Linked DNA regions of Mus musculus: all the other regions are linked to region 1. The links are chromatin loops, found by intact Hi-C in ENCODE. Cell type or tissue: gastrocnemius. All regions are shown on one strand.

Region 1 (2,500 bases):
CGAGCCAAGAGAAAAACGACACTAAAAAAAAATTTATTTTGGGACTCTGGGTGCTGGCTTTGGTCGGCATGAAACTAATTCCACTGGCTTTTCACCACAACTCCCTATTCGCACGCACTCGCCTTCCTTCACCAAAGAACCCCGGAGAGCTCACTTTGAGGGCTAAGGACGAAGCTCAGCTGGCAGAGTACTTGGCCTGGCATGCATGGGGCCTGGAGCTCAGTCCCCAGCACTGCATAAACCCGGCATGGTGCCTCAAGGCCATATAATTCCAGTGCTTGAGACGAGGTTAGGGGAATCAGAAGTTCCACACCATCATGGCCGCCTAGCAAGTCTGAGCACTGCCTAAGATACAGGACAGTCTGTCCCCAAACAAATAAACAAATAGACAAGTTAGAGGCTGAGTTCCTGGCCTACCCCAAAAGTCCTAGCTGAAGCAATAATCCTTAGAATGTTCTTTTAAAACAGAAATCTGACAAAGTTGCTTTTCTGCTTAAAACAGCATGTAAAGTTTGGCCTGAATTTCAAGCTTTGAACATGGCCAATAAGGCCCCAGGGCACAGCCTTTCCTTCTTTGCAGGCCTGACTCTTGCCTCTCCCCTTGTTTGGCAAGCAGGAACCTGTCTGGCAGCTTTTCTATTCCTTCAGGTGCTCAGTCCTGAGATCCGGAGATCTTCACCGAATAGAATAATCTTTCTCCTGACGCTTTCTCTCCAGCATGCTCTGCCTTAGTGATAGTCCCCTGCTATACTGCAAACTCCCCACACATTTTGTCACCACAACCCTGAATAGCTGACTCATAGTAATGTCTCAATAAATTCTTGTCACACGATAAAATACATTTATTTAATGCTAAACAAACACCATCCTTCAGTCTCCACGGGTTCAAAGCAACAAAGTAAAAAATAAGTTAAAAATAAAACAACAAAACAACGTAACAAAGTAGCAAAGCATTTGTATCAGCCTTCCCAGTCACTGCACACTGTTTTCTAAGGGAAATAACCCCTTTAGAGCCCTTGATGCTCACTGAGTGGAACACACAGGGTCCTGCAACCCCCATTCCTCATGGGCAGCCTCTTCTCAAGGAGGGCCCTGTTGATTCTTGCTGCATGCAAGGGCTTAAGTTACAGCACACACTTTGCCAAAAGGAGTCATCAGAGGTTGTTTAGAACAAAAGAAGACTTCCTTCCCGGGGTTCAGCCTGATCCACAAGTGATAGAAACAAAAGCAGAGCCCGTGGCTTCCAAGATGCATTCAGAGTCCTCAGGCTGGGCTGGGGCTCCAACAAGAGGCCACTGGGCCCCATGCTAAGTGAAGCAGCATACGGCTCACTTAATTGGGCTTGCCTTTTATTATACTTCTCTCTTGCTCCTGCAACCTGTGATTTTTTTGATGAATGCATCATAAAATGTTTAATCCAAATGAAGACCAAAGGAGTGCAGGGAAGCATCCATTAGTCACTGCCAGATCCTCCAACGACAGGAGACAGGGTCTTAAGGACTGCTATTAGGGACGGAGCCCGGTTGCAATGCAGCCCTCGTGCTGCGCGGCTCAGTCAGCAGAAGGGGGAGCTGTAGTGTAACCTATTTGAGATGTAAATCTAGAGCTGGCAGTGCTGCAGATTAGAGACTGTGGTCGCTGCTGTCGGCCGGTCTACAGCAATACTATATATCCTGTCCTGGTCGGTGCAGGTCATTAACAGGACGCGGAATGGTGTTAGTAAATGTGAACATTAAGAAACCCAGGTCAGCAAAGGACGGAAAGCATGGCAGCCACACTTCAAGGGGAATCAACCCCCCGGGAAGGGGAGATTGCATGGATACAGAAACAGGCAAGTGACAGTGTTAGCTTTGAGTGACAACAGACGAGCCACCACAAACGTGATAGGGTGGTATCTTGACATGAGAGAAATTAGACATGGAAGAGGGAAAATGAGAGAAACAGAATAGGGGACAAGGAGGAAAGGGAGGAAGGAGGGGAGAGGAGAAAGAGGGAAGGAAGAAGAGGGGGAGAGGATGGAGGAGGGAACAGAGTAGAGGTCTTCTGTCCATGCCTGCATACAGCAACAAGGAAGGTTTCACGAACACACAGTCCCAGGAGGGCTGGAGGGACATTGCCCCTCTTTGTGTGGACCTTGCATAAAAACGGGACAAAAGACTCAGAACAAGGCCCCTAGCTTCCCGGAGCCGAGCCATAGCTGCTGCTTGGGCTCTATTTTTTGACCAAGTCAGGTGTCCCTACTGCCAAAGAAGTTTTCCTTTTTCCCTGACTCCAGGCACTTCCTGTTTCCTTCAAGTGGAACTCCCCAAGACTCATCAAATCCACAATTTAATTACATCTCAGAGAGAGAGGGAGAGAGAGAGAGAGAGAGAGAGAGAGAGAGAGAGAGAGAGAGAGAGAGAGAGAGAGAGAGAGAGGAAGGAGAAGGAGGAGTGTAAACATGACTTCTTTTTATCTCCCGATACATCTGGACAAGTAGACAATGTGCTAAAACAAAATA
Region 2 (2,500 bases), 220 kb after region 1:
GATGTCTAGGTGCCTACAAACAGATGAAAAGATAAGAATGTATTTTGACATATAATTGAGTATTATTTATCGACAAAGGAGAACGAAGTCATGTTGTCTGCAAAAAAATGCATAGACCAAAATATCATTACATAGAGCAGACTAGGTGTCACACGCATTACCTTATACATGGAAACTAGAATTAAATAGAAAAGAAATACAATTTCAAGTAGTGGTGGAGATACCACTGAGGAAGGGTACGAGTGCCGGAAGAAGCAGGGAGATGGGTGGTGGGTACAGAGGAAGATGTGAGAGCAATATATACTATGATATGAAAATATCACAGTGAATCTCATTCACCTGATAATTAATATGCACTAATAATTATAATGAGAAATGTTATTCCAAAAATGTAGATACAAGAAGGTACTAGGTTTAAAGTGACCCCTTCACACGCCTTGTATCAGACAATTTCATGATTCAAAGTTGAAAAAGAGTGGTCCAGACGTCATTCAACATCTAAGCAATTAAACATGAGAAATGAGCAACTTGCCCTGGCTGGATGGCAGCTGTGTTTTTCCCATCAGAAGTCACACTTACATCTATGACATCACACCATGCTTGAAACATGTTCCAAGTGGAGATGGACTTTCATGCGGTCATTTTTTTTTTCTAGGCCTAGAAACTCTACAAAATTAATCATGAAACTTAGAGATGAAGCCAAAGCCACAGAATTCCTCTAAAGAGGTACAATTGAACCTCGGCTTTATGTTATCTATGTCCATGTGTTGGATTTGTTTTTCTCTTACAAATCTATAATAATGGTCAGTATTTCTTATATTTTTAGCCTGATACACAGTAATTACTCCCACTACACTTCTTTGTAGATCAGCAGGGTTAAACTCCAGTAGGACAAGTCCCTCTCAGACCATTAGCCTCTTTTCCCAACCCTTCCAGAGCTAGGTCCCAAGAGCCCCAGCTGCAACTGTAGTATTTCCTTCTCCTCTGTTGATTTGAGTAGGGTATTAAGGACAACATCCTTTTATAACAGAGACCAAAGGGAAGATATCGCTAATCCCCTTCCTTATCATATAAATAAAGTTGTATTGGAAGAGAGTCAGGTATATTCACTTATAAATCATTCATGGCTGCTTCCACACTTTAACATCAGGGATCAACAGTTATGACAGGATCCATGTAAGACCTAAAATGCATATGAGTTAGCCCATGATGAAAAGCATTTCTCAGCCCCTGATCTTGACCAGCCCATATTCTTTCTTGGCTTCTATGAACCGAAAGAAAGAAGAAAACTGATTCTGTTTCTAAAAGACAACAGTTTACCATAGTTTAACATGGGAGTCCATGGGCACTTACCAATGCTTTCTTTACATCCCAAGGCATATGGATACTTACCAATGCTTACTCTATATCCCACAGCATTCTAGCCCTGGAGTCTCCATCTCCCTTCTCCCACCACGTGAGCACTCACCTGTATCTCTTATAGTCTTCCTCATCCTTCTCCAAGTTGACCAGCTCATTGGGACATGCCACGTTTCCCAGGAGGCTGAGGTACTCTAAGGATGGTGTCACTTCTGCCAGGTGATCAAGGAGGTACTCCAAGTCGGTAATGTGCCAAAGGTTAAGGATCTTTTTTCAAGAAAATGAAAGGCTTAGCAAGAAGTAGGGGCCATCAGTAACAGCTCAGGCTATGGGAGTCAGTTCTGCCTCAACCTGGACAAAACACCTGACAGAGCAACTTAAATAGAGGAAGGAGTTATTTTAGCTCACCATTTTTGGGGTTCCATTACATTCTGGAAGCATTGCTTTGGGGCCTATACCTTCAGTGTGTGGACTTTTAGAAGATTCCCAACTAAATCATAGCATAACTGTGTCTCAACTCCTAAAAACAAAAAAAAACAATTTTCAGTCAATCATGCTAAAAGATGGAATTGTCATTCCATGCTCTCTATAGAAAACATCACAAATGTGATTATGCAACAGAGCTGTGAGGGAATTTGTAAGACATAAAGTTTTGAAATAGGAATATCTAGAATAAAAAGATTTGTGTCCTTTCTAGTTATTTTAACATTTGTGGTACTTGTCAGTTTAATTTTTAAAATCTGCTTTGATATATTTTTATTCCAATTGAACATTCATGGCTTTATTCTCATATGCATTCTCCTTCTCTTCTTAGTTTTACATTGTGAGGGGTTCAGCTCAGGGCCTTGACCATGCTAGGCAGGTGCTCTGATGCAGATACTCCGATGCCTTTCGTCCATCAACAGCCTTTCTGTACATAATTTACACCCTTAGCTATGGAACATTCATCTTTTTAGAGGGCTCCTTTTTGTTATCTGAGCTCCACATTCCATAAAAACTGTGGCCTCTCTTTGACTGGAGTGCCTGGGCAGGTAGATCCCTTTTCATTGCCTGGACAGGTAGATTCCCTTAAATTCCTGGACATGGACACTTTGGGCAAAGCATCTTCAGGTTTCAAGATACTTTAGCGATCTGTACCAAT
Region 3 (2,500 bases), 230 kb after region 1:
AGAGCTCTTGAAAGGATGAATTAATTTACTGATAAGAGCAGACAAGAACATTTCCTCTTCTTCCCCTTCCCTCCTCCTGCTCTGTCCCCAATGCAAGGACAGGCAAGGGACACATCACGAAAATCCATCTCCTGCTGGACCCTGCCCTCAGACTGCCCACCTCCAGACTGTGAGCAACAGACACTCGCTGGTGGTTGGAATTCAGTGGCAAGTCAACCGTACTCTGTCATAGTAGCAAGAACTAGCTGAGACAATGTTTTACAGAATAAAGAAAATATTAACTTAGAGCTTGAGGCACCAGGAGGCTAATAAGTCATTTTGAAAGTATCCTACATGCTGGCATAGGTCTCCATCTTGAACCCAGGTCTTCATCTTGTTCACTGTTTACTGGAACAACCTATACACTCTTCATTGGACTTGGTAAGAATGAAGCGTGAGGTGCTTAAAATTCCCCCAGGACTTGACTCCCATGAGTGTTCAGTGAGAAAGTAGTAAGAAATGAATATGTTGTTCATCCCACAAATATTTGTGGAATGTGAATTCTACCTAGGCCGGATTGTCCATAGGAAGGTTCCAGAAATCCCTCCCTCGTGGAGCTGCTATCCTAGTGCCTGGTAACCTAGAGCACTAACAAATGGAGATGCTGTGTACCTTATGCTATTAGAGAAGTCTTCTGATTTATCCTTACTGTAGCAGCCAGGGCATTTAGTCCCTAATTCTCACCCCAGGCTGGGTACTCACCGACCCAAAAGAGGTCATAACCCACCATGGTTATCCTAGGCCTCTGATCACACCTAGAGCTGCATACAAGGGGAGTACAGGGCCTGACCTTCACACTTCTCTGTACACCTCAGCTCTCTCCCTTCTTGATATCCAGAACTGTTTCCCCAGCCTACACCAAAAGCATTCCAGAAGTCTACAAGGACTAAGTCAACTTAGCGGCATTACCCACAGCTTGCCACCAGAGGTCGCCCTCCCACACAAGCCCAGGCAAACAGAAGCAGCTTTTCCTCCCAGGCACCCGTGACATTATTTTCTTTCTCTATTTTTATCTATTAAAAAGATTTCCTCGCAGCCATAACTTAGATCTCTACACTAAAATGGAGCAACAGGAAGATATAACGGTGCATTTCATTTATGAATGACCTATAATAAATTACTCTGAAGTGTCCCGAGTGCCAGAAGACAGAACGCTTTGTCTGCCCACCGACTGTATTTCACATACTTTAATTTAGCTGACACATAAAACTCATTTGACATTTTGCAGGTATTTTTGAGGAGAAGGGTATGGGGTGGCAGAATGGGACCCTCGTAGAGCTGGGCGGCAAGTGGGCTACTGCGGGGACTTGACGTCCTGGGTGCCAGAAAAGGATATTTGGTTCTTGTTGAGGGTTAAGGTGTGCAAGTGGGGTAACCCTGGCAACACGAGGTCGTCTCCGAGCAGATTGTTGTCTAAAATGAGCTCCTCCAGGCTCCTGAATGCACTCAGTCCTTCCAGTGACCTGCAATGACAAAGGCAAGGGGGGGGAAAGATCCTGCAGTAAATCAGAGAGGCCATTATGAGCCGAAATAAATATTTTAACCTTCCCTTTCAGAACTGGGAATAGTTTGGGCTTGGTGCCTGTCAGCAGAGTGAATGACAAGAATTAGTAGCAGGGAGCCGGGGTGGGGGCGAGGGGGAGAAAGGGGCCCCGCTGGCACTCACCGCATCCTTCACGAATTGCCAACATGAAGGATGAGGGTCACTTATTGAGAAGCCAGGATCCAAAACAAAGGGCTTCAGATACGGCCTGCAGGATAAATTTGTCAATGTCTTGTGCCTTCAGGCACCCAGCCTGGGCTGACCCTAACCTCCATTCCCAAGATAAATAACTCTGTCACAGTTCACCTTCATTCCCTGGACACAAATTTAAGCTGTCATCCATCATTCCTGCCTAGAAATCTCATACCCCTCTTACAATAATAAATATAACTTCAAGTATCATTTCTTAGCGGTTCTGCTATGTACAGTCATAGGGGAAACGGCCAGGAAGGCAGCTTTTCTCTCCCCTTACGTCCTCCCATCCTTGGGCTTGCTCTCTCTCTCTCTCTCTCTCTCTCTCTCTCTCTCTCTCTCTCTCTCTCTCTCTCCTCTCTCCTCTCTCCTCTCTCCTTTTTCTTCCTTTCTTCCTTCCTTTCTGTTTTTCTTTTTTTTCCTTTTTAGCTAATCACTTAATTTGCTACTGCCTAGCATCCCTATGGCTGCCTGACAGGGAGGAATTACATAAGCACTCCAGGCCGAGGAGAAAGCCTTTTCTTCTTTCATTATTTCTTTTTCCTTGGTTTTGGTTTTGTGTAGGGACAGGCTGGGAGCATTTCTGCTTCAAAGCCCTGGTCTGAAGTTTTAATTTATGGAATGTGGGTTTTTTTTTCCCCCAGCATAGAGTATAGCAGTGTAGATTTTAAGGCAGTAAATAAAAAAGGCATTAAGGATTAAGCATGGGTTTCAAAGATAAAAAAT

Evidence for each region. Hi-C counts contacts between places; a loop is a spot of excess contacts. Peaks named below come from ENCODE experiments on the same cell type or tissue, not always from the same donor. Only the 100,000 strongest peaks of a DNase experiment are listed, where the experiment ranks them.
Region 2: it touches region 1 in a loop (3-fold over the local background); 15 of 42 quality-filtered maps call a loop at or near these places.
Region 3: it touches region 1 in a loop (2.4-fold over the local background); 15 of 42 quality-filtered maps call a loop at or near these places.

What each region holds. Positions count from the first base shown.
Region 1 is chr14:22,807,527-22,810,026 of GRCm38, reverse strand. The region is part of intron 5 of Lrmda (leucine rich melanocyte differentiation associated); the gene reads right to left. Among named protein-coding and RNA genes, the nearest start is that of Gm30926, 7.4 kb to the right of the region's middle. In gastrocnemius, a CTCF peak has its summit at 1,560 (motif pointing right); DNase peaks (open chromatin) are centred at 588 and 1,575; H3K4me3 peaks cover 970 bases; H3K27ac peaks cover 2,500 bases.
Region 2 is chr14:22,583,514-22,586,013 of GRCm38, reverse strand. Lrmda (leucine rich melanocyte differentiation associated) reads right to left here. Exons shown (of 7, transcript NM_028275.1): 4 at 1,469-1,608. Among named protein-coding and RNA genes, the nearest start is that of 4930405A10Rik, 42 kb to the right of the region's middle. In gastrocnemius, no CTCF peak of the experiment used is centred here; no DNase peak of the experiment used is centred here.
Region 3 is chr14:22,576,850-22,579,349 of GRCm38, reverse strand. It overlaps Lrmda (leucine rich melanocyte differentiation associated), which reads right to left. Exons shown (of 7, transcript NM_028275.1): 3 at 1,376-1,502. Among named protein-coding and RNA genes, the nearest start is that of 4930405A10Rik, 35 kb to the right of the region's middle. In gastrocnemius, a CTCF peak has its summit at 968 (motif pointing right); DNase peaks (open chromatin) are centred at 958, 1,430 and 1,667; H3K4me3 peaks cover 380 bases; H3K27ac peaks cover 493 bases.